2 separate regions of the Mus musculus genome follow, and region 1 is linked to region 2. The links are chromatin contacts, found by Hi-C or POLR2A ChIA-PET in ENCODE. All regions are on one chromosome and are shown on one strand. Each heading gives the region's core, a stretch centred on a gene start or an enhancer-like site at or near the end of the contact. The rest is flanking DNA. Distances are from core to core; before and after follow the strand shown.

Region 1 (7,124 bases), core at 1,132-3,631, 85 kb before region 2:
TAATCACGCCAGGCCCGGGCCCATCTGTCTTGTTTACTCTGCCGAGGAGAAGACGGGCGAGCGAGCTTCGGTGGCGACCATTACCTCGACACTTGGCTAACAAATGAGGCCAGGCTCGGCCGCTGCCGCCGCCTCTGCTGCTGTCGCTGCTGGATCACAGCCTGGATTTTTCTTTCTTTGTCCCCTACTCCTGACACCCAGCGAATGCACCCTCAGACTGCCAGATAGCACAGTGTTTTGGCCACGGTAACAAACACACACACATATAACTTTCCTCCCTGTCTGTACCCACTTTGGGGTGGGGGTGGGTGGGAAGACTGCTCACTCCCTTCCACCATAGACTTAGAAGGGGGAACAGAAGGGAATTGAAGGGCAGTCTGCACAACGTGGGTTCCCAAATCCGAGCCCAAGAAATAAATGAAAATGAAAAAAGAAAGGTAGCAATTGGGACACCCAAGAAGGCCTTCTGCTAGAAGGTCCAGCTAGGCCTGGCAGGGTGAGGGGCAGTTGAGTTCTGGGAGCTGGGAATGTCTTCTGGGCAGTTCACAGTAGTAGAGTCAAGGCCTTCTCTTAGGTTACAAATGAATGTGAAATTAGGAAATAAAATACTGTGGCCCTCCTACTCTGGAAGGACAATGTTGCAGAACCCTCTCCCGTTGTTATCATTGTTGCATCGTTTATTATTATTATTATTATTATTATTATTATTATTATTATTATTATTATTATTTTATGTCATGTGTGTCCTCTCTCCTGTTCTCTTTCTGACATTCCAAAACCAGGCCCCTTCCTACCTCTGGGGCTGCCTGAGCCTAGAACCTTTTGTTGGTGTGAAAATTTGTGTCCTGTACAGAGTGACAACAGAAATAAATGTTTGGTTTCTTGTGACCATCACATCGTGGTTTTGTTGGAATGTTGAAGTTAAGGGTGTGAGCAAGTGCGCCCCCCCCCAGTGTGTATGCCAAGCATCCTAGAGGGTATGGCCTCACAATTAAGTTCTCTCTCTCTCTCTCTCTCTCTCTCTCTCTCTCTCTCTCTCTCTCTCTCTCCTTTTAAAACTCCATTAGGAATTTCTTTCTCAGAAGCTTCTGAGTTGTGGAAGCTGGGTTTGTTTTCCCTTTGGGGTGCATGTGTTTTGTTTTAGACTTAAAAAAATTCCCCCATTCAGTCCAAAAATGAATCACAAGGATTGGGAGGGCTGATTCCAGTCCCCAAGGCGTGTGTGTGTGTGTGTGTGTGTGTGTGTGTGTGTAAGTGTGTGTGTGTTTCATTGTAGGACACCAGAGGCTTAAGTAGGGCAAAGTCTTTCATATGGGGATTTATTTGTCATAAGCAAATAAAATGCAGTTAAGCTGTCTCCTTCTAGACAGACGGCTCTTTGGTTATTAAAGTTCGAGAAAGGACTCCACGAGGCCAGCCTCCTTCCTCCCCGCAATGAGAAGGTATCACTTTCCTCTGAGGTGTTTAAGGCTTTAATGAGTCTAATTTTTTGCACAGATGTTTCTGGGTGTTTGCAGGGTTTCTGAGTATTTTTATATTACAAAGGAACTAGCCGGTGCCATAGCTCAAACTCTGACAAGCAAATAGATAATCAAGAAGACAAATGGGCTCTTTTGTGAAGCCCTGCTCCTGTATTAATTTTCATTTTCTTTCTCATAGAAAGTATCGAAAGTAAGGCTGGGGACCAAATAGCTGTCTGTCTCTGAGGTCCCAATAACCCCCTAGAATGGAATGGGGGGGGGGAGTGCAGGTGATCCTCAGAGACCTAGGCCAGGTCTGGGTCACTTTTGTGTACCACAGCCAAGAAGTTCTAAGGCCTGAAGTTCTAAACCTGGCTTCTGTGAGCCTGTCATGGCCCAGGATGCAGCTACGTTGCCTCCAGGAAACTCCACAGTTAAAAGTCATTTCAGTTTTTGTTGTTGTTGTTATTGTTCCATTTCTTTCCAGAAAATAAAGAGCCAACCTCTTGCACATGTTTGATTGTTGTTTATTTTACGTTTCTCTGGTTAGCCTGTAAGGTTAGCAGGAATCTGAGTAGGCCAGAGAACCCATCGGGCCAGTATCCCCAGCGCAGTAGAAATGCCCCTTAGAATGAAACCAGAAGACCAGTTTTTAAAGAGAAAGGAAAGAAGGATGGGAGAGTTGCCTGTAGCCCTGGAGGAGGATGAGAGGGTTAGCTTTGTCTTGGTTGTGGTGTAATGTTCTAGCTAAGGAGATAAGACAACCCTTAGTTGAGGGAAAAATAGTTCTTAAAAACCATAAGGCCTCCCCCCCAGGAATGTCTCTAAAGAATCAAGTCAAAGCTGCTCCTTGGAAGGTATGAATAGAATCTTTAAAAAGAAGGAGAAGAAGAAGAGGAGGAGGAGGCCGAGGACGGACCGAAGATTTCTATAGAGCTTAAAGTTCACAGCCATTCTGTGTAGACAAGAGCTAAGAAAAATGTGAGAATTATACAGAAAACCATTAATCACTTCTTTTCTTTAAATACGTATCCTCTCTCCTTTGTCATTATTCAACAGCAAATCTCCGCAGACCGGCTGTTGGGGGAAAAAAGTGTTAGCCGTCTCTCCGGATCGGCAAGGGGGAAAAATTTTGGAGCCATAAAGTTGAAAACTTTTTTCTCTCAGTTTTGGAAGAAGCCTTCCTTTCGTCATGAACGGGACCAGAGGAGCTCAGGCGAGAGCGGGCAAGAGGCTCAGAGGTAACAAAGCCCTGGCTTGGGCTGGCTTTTTCATTTTTTATTTTTTAATCATTTTATGGGCTCTTTTCACAAGTAAAAGAAAAAGAAAACCTCTCACCTCCTCTTTCTTTTTCAACTATCTTTGTGGGGTTTTATTTTATGGAGGATGCTTGGGCAGGTTTGCTACCTTTTATGATGACTGATGTTTGGGGAGAAAAGGAGAGACGTGGAGACAGAGGAGAGAGAGGCCTGGACACCTGGAGAGTGTTTGAACTGGTCAGGACGGAGGTGTCAGGGCTCCTGAAAAACACCAGAGAGGCTGTTTGTGAGGCTGTTCAGAAGTGTTTCTCTGGTTTTGAAAAATGCAGACAGGGAGAGCTTCTGTGTGTGTGTGTGTGTGTGTGTGTGTGTGTGTGTGTGTGTGTGTGCCTGTGTCCTGGGACTCCTGATTGTCTACACTGTTTACCAGTGAGATGTTGTCATTGAAGTCTCCTTTAAAAAAAAAAAAAGGAATCCAGTTCTTGACGGAGTCTCCTATCCTTGGAACTGATAGAAGTGGAATTGGTTGGGTTTTCTTCTTGTATCTAGTTTGGGATTCTAGATAAATCTTTACTCATTGAAAAAGAAACTGCTCAGGACCAGGTGCAGCAGAAATTCTCTTTTGTTCTACCCCCCACCCAATCCCATGCACCCCACACTCCAGGCCTCCTGGAGTCTCCCGTGTTCAGTTTCTTTTCTTTTTGCTTCTGGGTTGGGGGCTCTGTTCTTCCTCTGGGGGCCTTACTTCTCAGGCTGGGGAATTGGTGGACTCTGCATTAGACCTGAATGTGCTGTCCCCTTTTCCCTGAGGCCTCACTGAGAGAGAGTTTGGAGGCGGGAGGATGGCAGGAGGAAGAGTTCATGGAGAGGCCACGTTTTCTAGGCGATTAGCTTGGTATTAGAACCACAAAATGACCTCGGAAGCCCCTTGACCTCTCTGAGACTGGACATTGTGCTAGCTCTTGCTTCCTGCCCCAGAGGGAAAGTCACACCTCTTCAGGGTTCCTAGCTTCTTTATTCCCACTGTGGTCCCCAAATGCTTTGCTAGCTCAGAATTTATGTATCATTTTTCTATTGTTGTGGATTGGGAAGAAAGGTAGAGTTTTGTTTGTTTTGTTTTGTCTTTTTAAGTTAGCCCAGAAGTCCTGTGGGTAGGGAGTACTGGTGCTGATCTGTCTATATAAAGCTCCTTCCCTAGGTTTGGCTTCAGCCCCAGCCCCATCCCAACTCCATTTGCTTCTCTCTCTCTCTCTCTCTCTCTCTCTCTCTCTCTCTCTCTCTCTCTTTCTCTCTCTCCCTCTCTGTCTCTCCCTCTCTCTCTCTCTCTCCCCACCCCTCTGCCTCCTTTAAAGCGAGCTGAGGGAAGGAGAACTAAAGAATACAATACTGAGAGGTCAGACAGTCACCAGTCACAGATCAGAGGAATAAATTCCTGAGCTGGAGAGAAAGGCTTTCCACCATGGACACTATCTTGGAGATATTTCTTCATATTCTCTCCCCCCCCCCTCAACTATTTTCTGAAGTTCCTTTGTTTAGGGAGCTGTTTTTATAAACACCTTTATCTCCCGTACCCCAATCTTCCTTTTCTAAGTTCTTGTGTACCTCAATAAGCAGTAGAGTAAGAGAGCTGAAAGGAGGACCTCTCGCACGTTGCTCTGCGCGCGTTTTCCCTGCTAACCAAAGTTGGTAGAAACTTTTCAAGTCAAGAGATAAGTGGAAGACTTGCTAAAGGGGGGAAGCTGGAGTGAAGACCCCTTTTCTGTGACTGGCGCTCTATCTTCTGCATTCAATATCCTCAGTAGCAGCACACGTGGAAGGAAGGAGAGGGAAGGGAGGAGAAGCCTTTTCTTTCTAGTTGGGAAGAGGAACTGCTCTCCTTAAGAAAGGAAGAGGCTGTGCTTTGCTGGAGTGCGTGTGAGGCCTTCCTTGCTCACACTGTATAAATCTTTTCTGTAATTTGGGGAGTCTTGTCTCAGACAAGAAATAACAGGAGCCATTGGCTTTTTCTTTGTCCCCGGGTGGCATAAATGGAGGGACTGGGGTGGGGTGGGGGGTTCAGGAAGGGGTGGTCAGAGAGGCAAACTGGGACACTTTGATATTGTTGATAATGGCCAACTACTGCCCGTAAAGATACATAACGAACGGGCCGATTGTCCATCGCGGGGACCCTCTCTAGGTCCAAGTGACAAAGACCTAGTCACGTAGAACTTTTATAAGCTGTTTTGTGCGGTTAAAAAATCCCTGAGAATTAGGGGTTCACCAAAAGGAAGAAGGGTGACAATAGAAGGGAAAAGCTGGGGTCCCCCCAAACGTGTTCTTTCGCCTAGTCTCACCGCGGCGGAAGATCCTCCCCCCCTTTTCTCATTTCCAGACCTGAACCATTTTGGAGCTGGCGGCTGCCTGGGCTCTCCTTCCACATCTCTCGTGGCCACCCCCGAGTGAGGTCTTCCAATCTTTTGACCTCTCCCCCAGTTCCCTGGGCCCTTTGCACTCCCTCTCTTCTGTTGCTTGCCCGCCACCCTGGGCCGGAGGCTGCTTAGTCCCACTAGGGTCCTGGAGTCAGCCTGGTGGGTCTCCCTGGGAAGTGGTGAGACTACGGAGCGGTTTTGATTGGAAAACTGAGTTGGGAAGTTTCCCAGCGTGAGTTGAGCGCTGACGGATTTGTGATCGGCCATAAAACTGGAGCGTTCGGATTCGTAAATCAATCTCGCTTTCCTCAGTCTAAATGTTCGCTTTATCCGCAGCAAGAAAGCGCTCAGTTCGCGCTCAGGCGCTTGTTTATTTGAACATGGACATTTCCCAGGATCCGAAAAGAGTGTGCGTACTTTAGCAGAACCTGCCTGGCCTCTCCTTTCTGTAGCAGGGCTCTCCTTTTTCTTGTCCTTAAAAAATAATTTCATCGTTTTAAGGATTGCTATCTTCAGTTTTAAAGATTGCCATTTCTTCGTGATCTCTCTCTCTCTCTCTCTCTCTCTCTCTCTCTCCCCTTTCCTCTTCTCTCCTCTCCCTGCCCCTCCCCCCTTTCCCTCCATTTACCCCCACCTTGTTCGTCTTTGAAGGACAATTTTCCTTTTAATGGATTTGTAGCTAGGGACCTTGTAGACTGTGGCCTCGCAGGAGCCTGGAGCAGGCCTTCATCCTCATCAGGCTGAATTCAATACTAGTCTGTGTTCTGGATCTGGACAATCAAAGCTGACCACCCCCCCCCCCTACAGAGTCTGGGCCCCGCCGGCGCCCCCTCCCCGTGGGGCAGGGGCAGGCTTCCAGCACTTTCCGCAGGGGTCCTGCTGCCTCGAAACCTCCGAGGCACACGTAGGGAGGCTGTTTCTTTGGGGTGTGGTACAAGAAGAGGTCCTTAACCTTCATTGAGTCGCTTTTGGTTCAGACCCTTCTAAACAAACCAGAGGAGGCCCTTCTCCTCATTCCCCGGCTCCCCTACCCTATTGGCTTTATTCTTCTCCATTACACGGATGCCCTGTCGGCCTGGTCGCAGCTACCCCAGAGCTGCTGAGGTAGATAAGACTGGGAATGTGCAACGCGGGGCTTCTTAGGAATGCCTTTCTACTTCCCTTTGTATCCTCCCTCCCATCCCCCTGCCCCAGCTATGGACTAAGATTCATACTTATAACTTGTGGAGTTTGGGGTTTGTTTAGCTATGTTTATTCTTGAAAGGAAAGAGTCCGTATACCCCTCCCCCTCAGTCCACCTCCCGGCTTAGGGCATGGATTTCTCCTATCCTAATGTTTAACACTTTTGACACGTATCACCCCCATCTTTTCCTCATTGATCAGTCTCCATTGTCTGCTGATTGGAAGCTTAGGACACTAACACCTGGAAATATAGACCGCAGGCTGCCAGGCAGGCTTCAAGGCTTCTCTATCCGTTCTTGTCAGCTCTTGTTTCACCACTTCAGGTACCGTCATTGGTGGTTTTCAAAGACTGGGATGGGATGGGCATAGGTAGAGTCCCGCTATCCACTTCTTTTGTATGGAATCTTTGGTCCCTAGGTCTTTGTCTCTGGAGCTTATTATCAAATCAGTAGCAGCATTTGGCTCCTTAGGAGAGTAACAATGCTAAGGGGAAAAGTCCCCCTCCTGATTATTCTCAATCCTGGGAGATCCAGTCATCCCTTCACTATGTTTGCCCCTGACCTTTCAAAGGCACAACACAAAAGATCAGAAAGTGAATTAAAGCAGGAAGAAGTCCCACTCTTGATATGTACAAGGTAGCAAGGACTTGCATGGAGTCTTCCTTTCCCTGTCTGCTTCCCTTAGATACACTGTTGATGAGTTTGAAGGGAGTGGGGTCCTGCTAAAATAAATACCCTGTAGTGTGGGACAGACTGGAGTTGGAACTGGCATTTCAATTCTAAAGGATACAAATAGGAAGAGAGAAAACCAGGGGC
Region 2 (6,815 bases), core at 15-2,514:
AGAGTAGATTGGCACCAGCGAGACTCTTCTAGAAAGTAGGCTGCCTTCTCTTCTGCATCCTAGACCACAGAATCCAGTTAGGTATCCCTCTGCTGGTTACAAACTCACAATCCTTTCCCTTAGGTTTTCCCAGGGCTGGGATAACAGACCTGAGTGGCCATACCTGGCATCGGCCCTCCCCGCCCTGACCCCCATTTTGAAGAAGAGAAACCGAAGACCAGAGTCAGAGCAAACACACATTCCCACTGTGAGAAGAGCTAAGATTTGAACGAAGGTCTCCTAATTCATAGTCAAACACTTAGAAACCACACCATTGCTCCTGAGGTCTATTCTGGACCCTTTAGCCACAGCTCGGATGGGAAACAGTCTGCCCGCAAAGGTGCCTGATCCAGAGTTCGCTATTCTGCTAGGGTAATGCCTCTGCATTCTGTCTGTCTTGCAAGCTTCAAGTCTAAGCCTCGTCTCACTTCTTGGACTGTTTCAGGCCTAGGTAGGAGAGATGGGTTGCCCTTTGATTCTTCGCTCTTTCAGATGGCTAAGGAGTTCCAAACTCCCTCTGAGAAGCGCTACCACAGAATATGCTTTCCAATGGGAAAAGACATGGGCTCTTCCACCCCAGCCCCAGGAGACACGCCGACAGGCATAGGAGGGGAAAGGACAGTTCCTTGTACTATAAATATTTCTCCAGCGTCTCCCGTAAATCTCCAGCTGTGTCAGTGAGGCAAGGGGAAGAGTTAGAGCCGATTAGAGACCATATTCTCCCAGAGGAGGGCAGGCCTGCCCGTCAACCCATCCCCAATGGGCCTAGGGACCACCTCGGGAGGAAGCTATTCCTGACAGCTTTCCAGGCAGCTCCTGGGCACTGATTCCGGGGCGCCGAGATCTTAGAGAAGGACAGACACTACGTTCCCCTTTACCCCCTGCCCTTTGTGGCGCGGACTCCTGGGTCGTCCAGACTATGCCCTCTTCCGAGGTGAATGGGGGGACCGGCAGGGCACAGAGGGAGAACTGAGACGTGACACAAGCAAACTGCCCGGGCCGGTGGGTGATTTATGAAGTGCTGAAAAGCATCTTCGAAGCTGTCATTTATCTTGCAGCTCTCAGCCTAAATAAACACAGAATCCGCCTAATTATAGTTACAGTAGAAACACAACACCGAACCACCTCGCCGTCACTGCCAGCTCCTCTCCTGCGTGGCTCCGCCACTGGCGTGGACCCCACATCAGCCCACAGCTGCACCCTAGCGGCCGCCGCCGCTGTGCGCCAAAAGCTCCAGGTTCCCAGCCACCGGCTTTGGCTCTGATTCTTGCCAGACTCTCCCCTTTCCTCGCCCCTGTCCCTTGCCAATTCCGTGCTATGTGGCTGCAGCAGGATGGAGGGACTCTAGGCCTGGATTCTCTTTCCCTGACCTCCTTGGAGTTTTCTTGGGTTGTGGGAACCTGGCCTGGCCCAGGGTCTTCTTCACGGACAAATAAACTCTCTCCTTGTGGTTGATCTGGAAAGAAGTTCCGGGTGTCACTTATGGTAGAGAAAAAGACACCCTTTCGTTGCTTGGTGATTTTGTGGAAGTCTCCTCCAGCTTTATGTTCGGTCCTCCCTTTCGCTAGTCTTGTTACTGGGTTTGAATTTGGAACTCCCCCCCCCCCTTTGGTGTATTGGAGGCCTCTTGCCTGGAGATTCACTTCTATGCTGTTCTTCAGAGCAAAGTGGTAAATGCTTAAAAAAGAACTTGGACAATGATGGTCTAGGGCGGTTCTGAATGAAATGTTTATCCACTTAGTCACATGCTCCAATTCAGTCCTTGTACTGGAGAGGCGGGGTGGGGGAGGGGAGATGGGGCAAGGACTCTGTGTGTGTGTGTGTGTGTGTGTGTGTGTGTGTGTGAGAGAGAGAGAGAGAGAGAGAGAGAGAGAGAGAGAGACAGTAAAAGAACCTACTAGTTTTTAATACCCAGAAAAAAACCCAGTCCCCTCAAACTCTGCAACCCCCCCCCCCCAAAAAAAAAACGCTTTCTGCAAAATGAGGATTCTAGAGCCCAAGGCTCTGCATCATCGGACAGCTCATGACGTCATCCTCAGAGTGTTAACTTACACATGTGGGCATATACATTACGCGGGGCGGATAACTCACTCCTAATTTACTGCTGTCTTCTTCTCCGTGTGGAGGATCTTGTTCCTGTCGACAAATTTGGGGATCTAATAACAAAGTAGCGGAAGGATTCATCAGGGCAGGTGTAATCTGAGCTGGCCCCTGGAGGATGTGGGCTGCAGAGACGGGTATAAATAATTATTACCACCCACAAGTTGAGTGGGAACACAGGGAAGGCCTTGAGGAAAGAGAAAGCAGGCCCCGGAGAGGAAGCACAACTCCTGGGAACTCTTGTAGTGTGGGACCCGGAACCCAGGCCTTTACCATGCCAGGGAAACCCTCTACAGTTAATTAAGCCCCACCCTGAAATCCATTTTAAATCCTTGTTTTGGTTACCCCCAAATGAGAAGGTTAGGACGAACTCCCCTCTCCTCTTTCAAGGAAACTACAGCAGTCAAAGCAATGGCCCCATCTGACTGTCCAGGGGTTTGAGCATCTTAACATGAGTTTTGACTTGACTTCCTCTTGGTCTGTGGGTCCTTCCCCTCTTGAAAGAGCAGAATTTCCCCTCCTCAAAAATCTAGACCATTCTCTTAAACCACTCTAAGAATGGCTGGGCTTTCCCTGGGTCCTCAGAGGAGTGTAAGAAAGGAGAGATCCATTTTTTTTTTTTTTTTACCAGTTACGCTACTGCTTATCCATTAAAGTAAGATAAAAATACCTGTTCCCTGCCCAGTTCCCAGAACACCAATTCAAATGAATGAGGATGTAAAAGCTCACGGAAAGAAAATCTCTCCCCAGGTAGTTCCAGATGAAAGAACAGCTCCTTAGCACTTCCAGTGAGTTAGACAATGAGGGCTCTCCTTAGAGCTGGCTGGAGTAATCTCTGCATTTTTTTAAAAATTCCTTTTAAGTAAGAAGGAGGCCTCACTGCTCAGTATGGTTGAGTGACTTTCCTGAAGACACACAGTAAATCACTCTCGAAGATTTGATTCTTTGTCTAATCACCAATAAGTTCTAAGAATATCTGGTGTGCATTATTAACCCTTGGGAGACTAAAATAGGACAAAAGCACACTTGAAAATAACCTATGTAGGGCTGGGGAGATGGCACAGTGAGTAAAGCATGTCTCATGCAAGTGCAAGGACATGAGTTCAAATCCCCAGAGTCCAGGTAAAGTTGAGTATGGTAGCTTGGAGAGTCTGTAATTCTAGTGCTTCTATAGGGAGTAGGGAAGGGTAGGAGGATAAAATGTCTGGCTAGCTTGGCATAGTCACAGGGGAAAAAAAAAGGTCCTGTCTCAAGCAAGGAAGGTGAGGACTCACTAGTGCTTGAGATTCTCTGGCTTCCACTAGAAGAGGTGAAGGAAGACGGGGAGGAGGAGGAAGAGAAGAGAGGCCTACAGGTCAATAAGAAGATTTTTAAAATAGATGTTTTAATAGAAAGGGAAGGGGCTGGAGAGATGGCACAGCGGTTAAGAGCACTAGTGGCTCTTCCACAGGATCTGGGTTCAATTCCCAGCACCCACAGGGCAGATTACAACCATCTGTAACTGTAGTTCCCGGGGAACCAACACCTTCACACAACACCCCCCATGAAGGCAAAACACCAATAAATAAATTATTTAAACACCAAAGAAAGGAGAGGGAAACTCTCTCGCTGTTCTATTTCGGTGGTTCTGTGGGTCTTTCTGTCTTTCCTGTTTTTCTCTCTCCAGTTTTCTCCCAGTCTTGACTCTTCTTTGTCTTCCTGCTTCATAGAAGTTCAGTCGGCAGGTTTACCCCCAGGATGCCTTGCTTTGTGCTGTTTTGTTTTCTGCCAGTCTTTTCCTGATGGCCTCGGGGTCTCCCTGGCTCCCACTTCCTCAGTGGACCGTGTGTCGGGCTTGATAGCTTATCAGTGCACAACAAGGAGAAATCCAGATAGGGGGCTCGGAAGCCAGCAACCTCAGAGCATCTTGGGAAATAGCCTGTCCCAAAGAAGAGCCTCTTCCCATGTCACCCTCCAGGAAACAGTCACCCATAGACACTTCTGGCCTCTTTCTGCTCTATCTGATCCTACAGTAAGAGAGGACGCTGGGTTAGACCATGTGATCCTGCCTTTTCGTATGCTCAGTGCCAAGAGGGTTCAAGTCCTGGCTTCATCTTTATTATGCTGTGCAACATTAGAGAAGTCGCTTGGTCTCTGGGATTCTCTTCCTTAGCCAGGTAGGATCCATTCAGAGTGAACCGTTTATGTACTTGACCCCAAGTTCAGAGAACTAGCGGATCCTGTCTGAATGGTGGGAACTAATTGCTCTTTCCAGTAACTTCTCACGAGGCATGACCTCATACTTCCTTTTTTTAAAAAAAAGTTACCCCAAGGATCTAACAGGAAGATTTTCTTCAAGGCAGGAATTCACTCACATGGAACCTTCCCTGTTTCCATCCAGAGAGACCCAGGGGGTGCGAATTTGTTACTCATCAACTCTGCACCGATGAACATTCACCTGCTCTACTAGCAAAATCTCTTCTATTCCCACAAGGCACTAAAAGCGGGGACCTTCCTTCTCAAGCTTCAGCCTCAGCCAGTGATTCACAGCTTCCTTTGCCGCCTACCCACCCTAAGAGCAGGGGATGTTTGGTGCTGTCTGGAGACATTTCAATGGTCACAATGGAATGCCAGAGGTAACCAGTGGGTGGAAGCCAGGCATGTTGCTGAAACCCTCTATAGACTCCTTAGGATACACTGAATGGCCTTGGTATCAAAGACTTATCTGGCAGGGAACATTAGTAATGCCATCTTTGAGAAACTGCGATCTAAAAGCTGTCATCAAAAAAGGACCTTAATAATGTTTTGAGGGCTCATAGAAAATGAGGGCACATGGGCTTGCTCTTGCCTTGAAATTTCCCAAACGTTAGGAGAGATCTTAGCAAATACAAGAGACAGGCCTTAACCCCTATACCGAGGACTTTAGGTGCAAAGAGAGTCATACAGAAATGATACGTTAGGTAGGGGGCGTGCCCTGTAATCTCAGCATCTGGGTTTAAGGCCATCCTCAGCTACACAATGAACCCGAGACCAACCTGGGCTACACAAGGCCCTATCTCAAAATAAACACTAGGCTTGGTGGTGCACACCTTTAATTGCAGCATTCAGGAGGCAGATCTCTGAGCTTGAGTCCAGTCTGGTCTACAAAGCAAGTTGCAGGATAGCTGGGGCTACACGGAGAAACCCTGTCTCAAAACAAACAAACAAACAAACAAAATAGGCAAACAGGTAAATACTACATTAAACCAATGTTTAGACATTCAGTGTGCATTTTAAATTAATTTAAAGATTTATGCATATGGATGTTTTGCCTGCATATCTGTTTACCACTTGGGTGTAGTCCCCACAGATGCCAGAAGAGGGCGCTGGATCACCTGGAACAGGAGTTGTGAGCCACAGCATGGGTGCCGAGAATGAAACGTTGGTCCTTTGGAAGGACAGTCAGTGTTCTTAACCACTGAGCCATCATCTCTCAAGTCTCCAGAGGAGGAAATTTTGAGACATGTTGCAACATGAATCAAACTCAAGGACAGTCTATTAAATGAAGTGAACTATTTATGAAAAGATGAGTACCAGGTGGATCCACTAATATGGGTAGTAAAATTCCTTGAGACACAAAATACAACACTGGTTTCCAGGCGGCAGCATGAGGTGAGCTATGGGAGGTGTTGTTTAATGGCTACTTAGTTTCAAATAACATTAATGCATCCTTCAAGATGGCGAGGGGATGGGAAAAATGGCTCAGGGGGTCGAGGCACCTGCTGCCACACTGGACGACCAGAGTTAGAGTTCCAGGATCCACACAGCGCTGGAAGAGAGCAAGCTGCCTTCTGATGTCCGCATGTGTGCGGTGGCACACGTGTCCCCTCCATAATAAATAAATACATGTAGTAAGAGTTTAAGTGGTTAAGAGAGTGAGTTTTATGTTACTTAGATTGTACTAAACTAGAGCTCACTTTTTTTATGTGTCTGCGCGTGCACTTGAGTGGGTGCATATACTCCATGTGTGCATAGGAGCACATGGAGGCCAGAAGAAGATATCAGATGATCTCCGGAGACTGGAGCTGCAAGTGATTATGAGTTAGCACATAGGTCCTGGGAACTGAACTCAGGTCCTTTGCAGGAGCAATAAGGGCTTTTTACCACTCCAGCTCCACTAATCCAAAACATAATTGTTTACTCCGCCTCAAGTGGATGAAGTCTCTCCATGCTGTCTTCTCTCCCCCACTGCCCGTTCTGCCCATTCCGGCCACTCTGCCACAGCTCCCGCAGATGTTTTGAAGTCAGGAAGATCCTTGGTAAATTTGCCAGCCAGGCAAAGCTTGTAGTCCAGGGCTTGAACTTTCCTTTTCTGTAGCTGGCCCAGGAGCCAGTCAGAAGATCAAAGTCTCAGTTTCTGCTGTTAACTTGGTGAAAGATACTCTCCCTCCTCTGGGCTATGCTTTCCTCATCTGCAAACGCCAACAGGTTTGTTCTACATGGCTTCTAAGACTTCTTCTTCTGTGCTGACTCTGCAGAATTGTGCACCCGATAGCGTCTTAGTTCCTCTGCCTTCTTTTGGCCCTCTAGCTTTCCCACGCGGTTTAGTAAAACTGACACACACAGGCATTCATTTGCTTTTCCACTTGGACCAAAATGGAAGGTAACAAGTCTTTAATTGAAGAATGTCTTTCATTTTAGTGAGCAGAGAAGCTAGT

What was found. Hi-C counts contacts between places; a loop is a spot of excess contacts on that map. ChIA-PET counts read pairs that join two places held with the same protein, here RNA polymerase II (POLR2A).
Region 1: POLR2A ChIA-PET joins it to region 2 with 15 read pairs in Patski. The contact joins the promoter of Hoxb3 here to the enhancer-like site in region 2. A Hi-C loop is called at or near these places in 5 of 37 maps with a recorded cell type or tissue (heart and mouse trophoblast stem cell). POLR2A ChIA-PET finds 5 or more read pairs at or near these places in 1 of 5 experiments (Patski).

What each region holds. Positions count from the first base shown.
Region 1 is chr11:96,320,745-96,327,868 of GRCm38, forward strand. It overlaps Hoxb3 (homeobox B3), which reads left to right and starts at 2,382. Exons shown (of 4, transcript NM_001079869.1): 1 at 2,382-2,701. It overlaps Hoxb4 (homeobox B4), which reads left to right. Exons shown (of 2, transcript NM_010459.7): 2 at 1-894.
Region 2 is chr11:96,406,663-96,413,477 of GRCm38, forward strand. No RefSeq gene overlaps it. Among named protein-coding and RNA genes, the nearest start is that of Hoxb1, 44 kb to the left of the region's middle. Within about 2 kb of position 1,265, at least 2 of the 3 ENCODE cell types and tissues checked have a DNase peak (open chromatin) inside an H3K27ac peak, as active enhancers do; they include heart, where a contact is called at or near this core.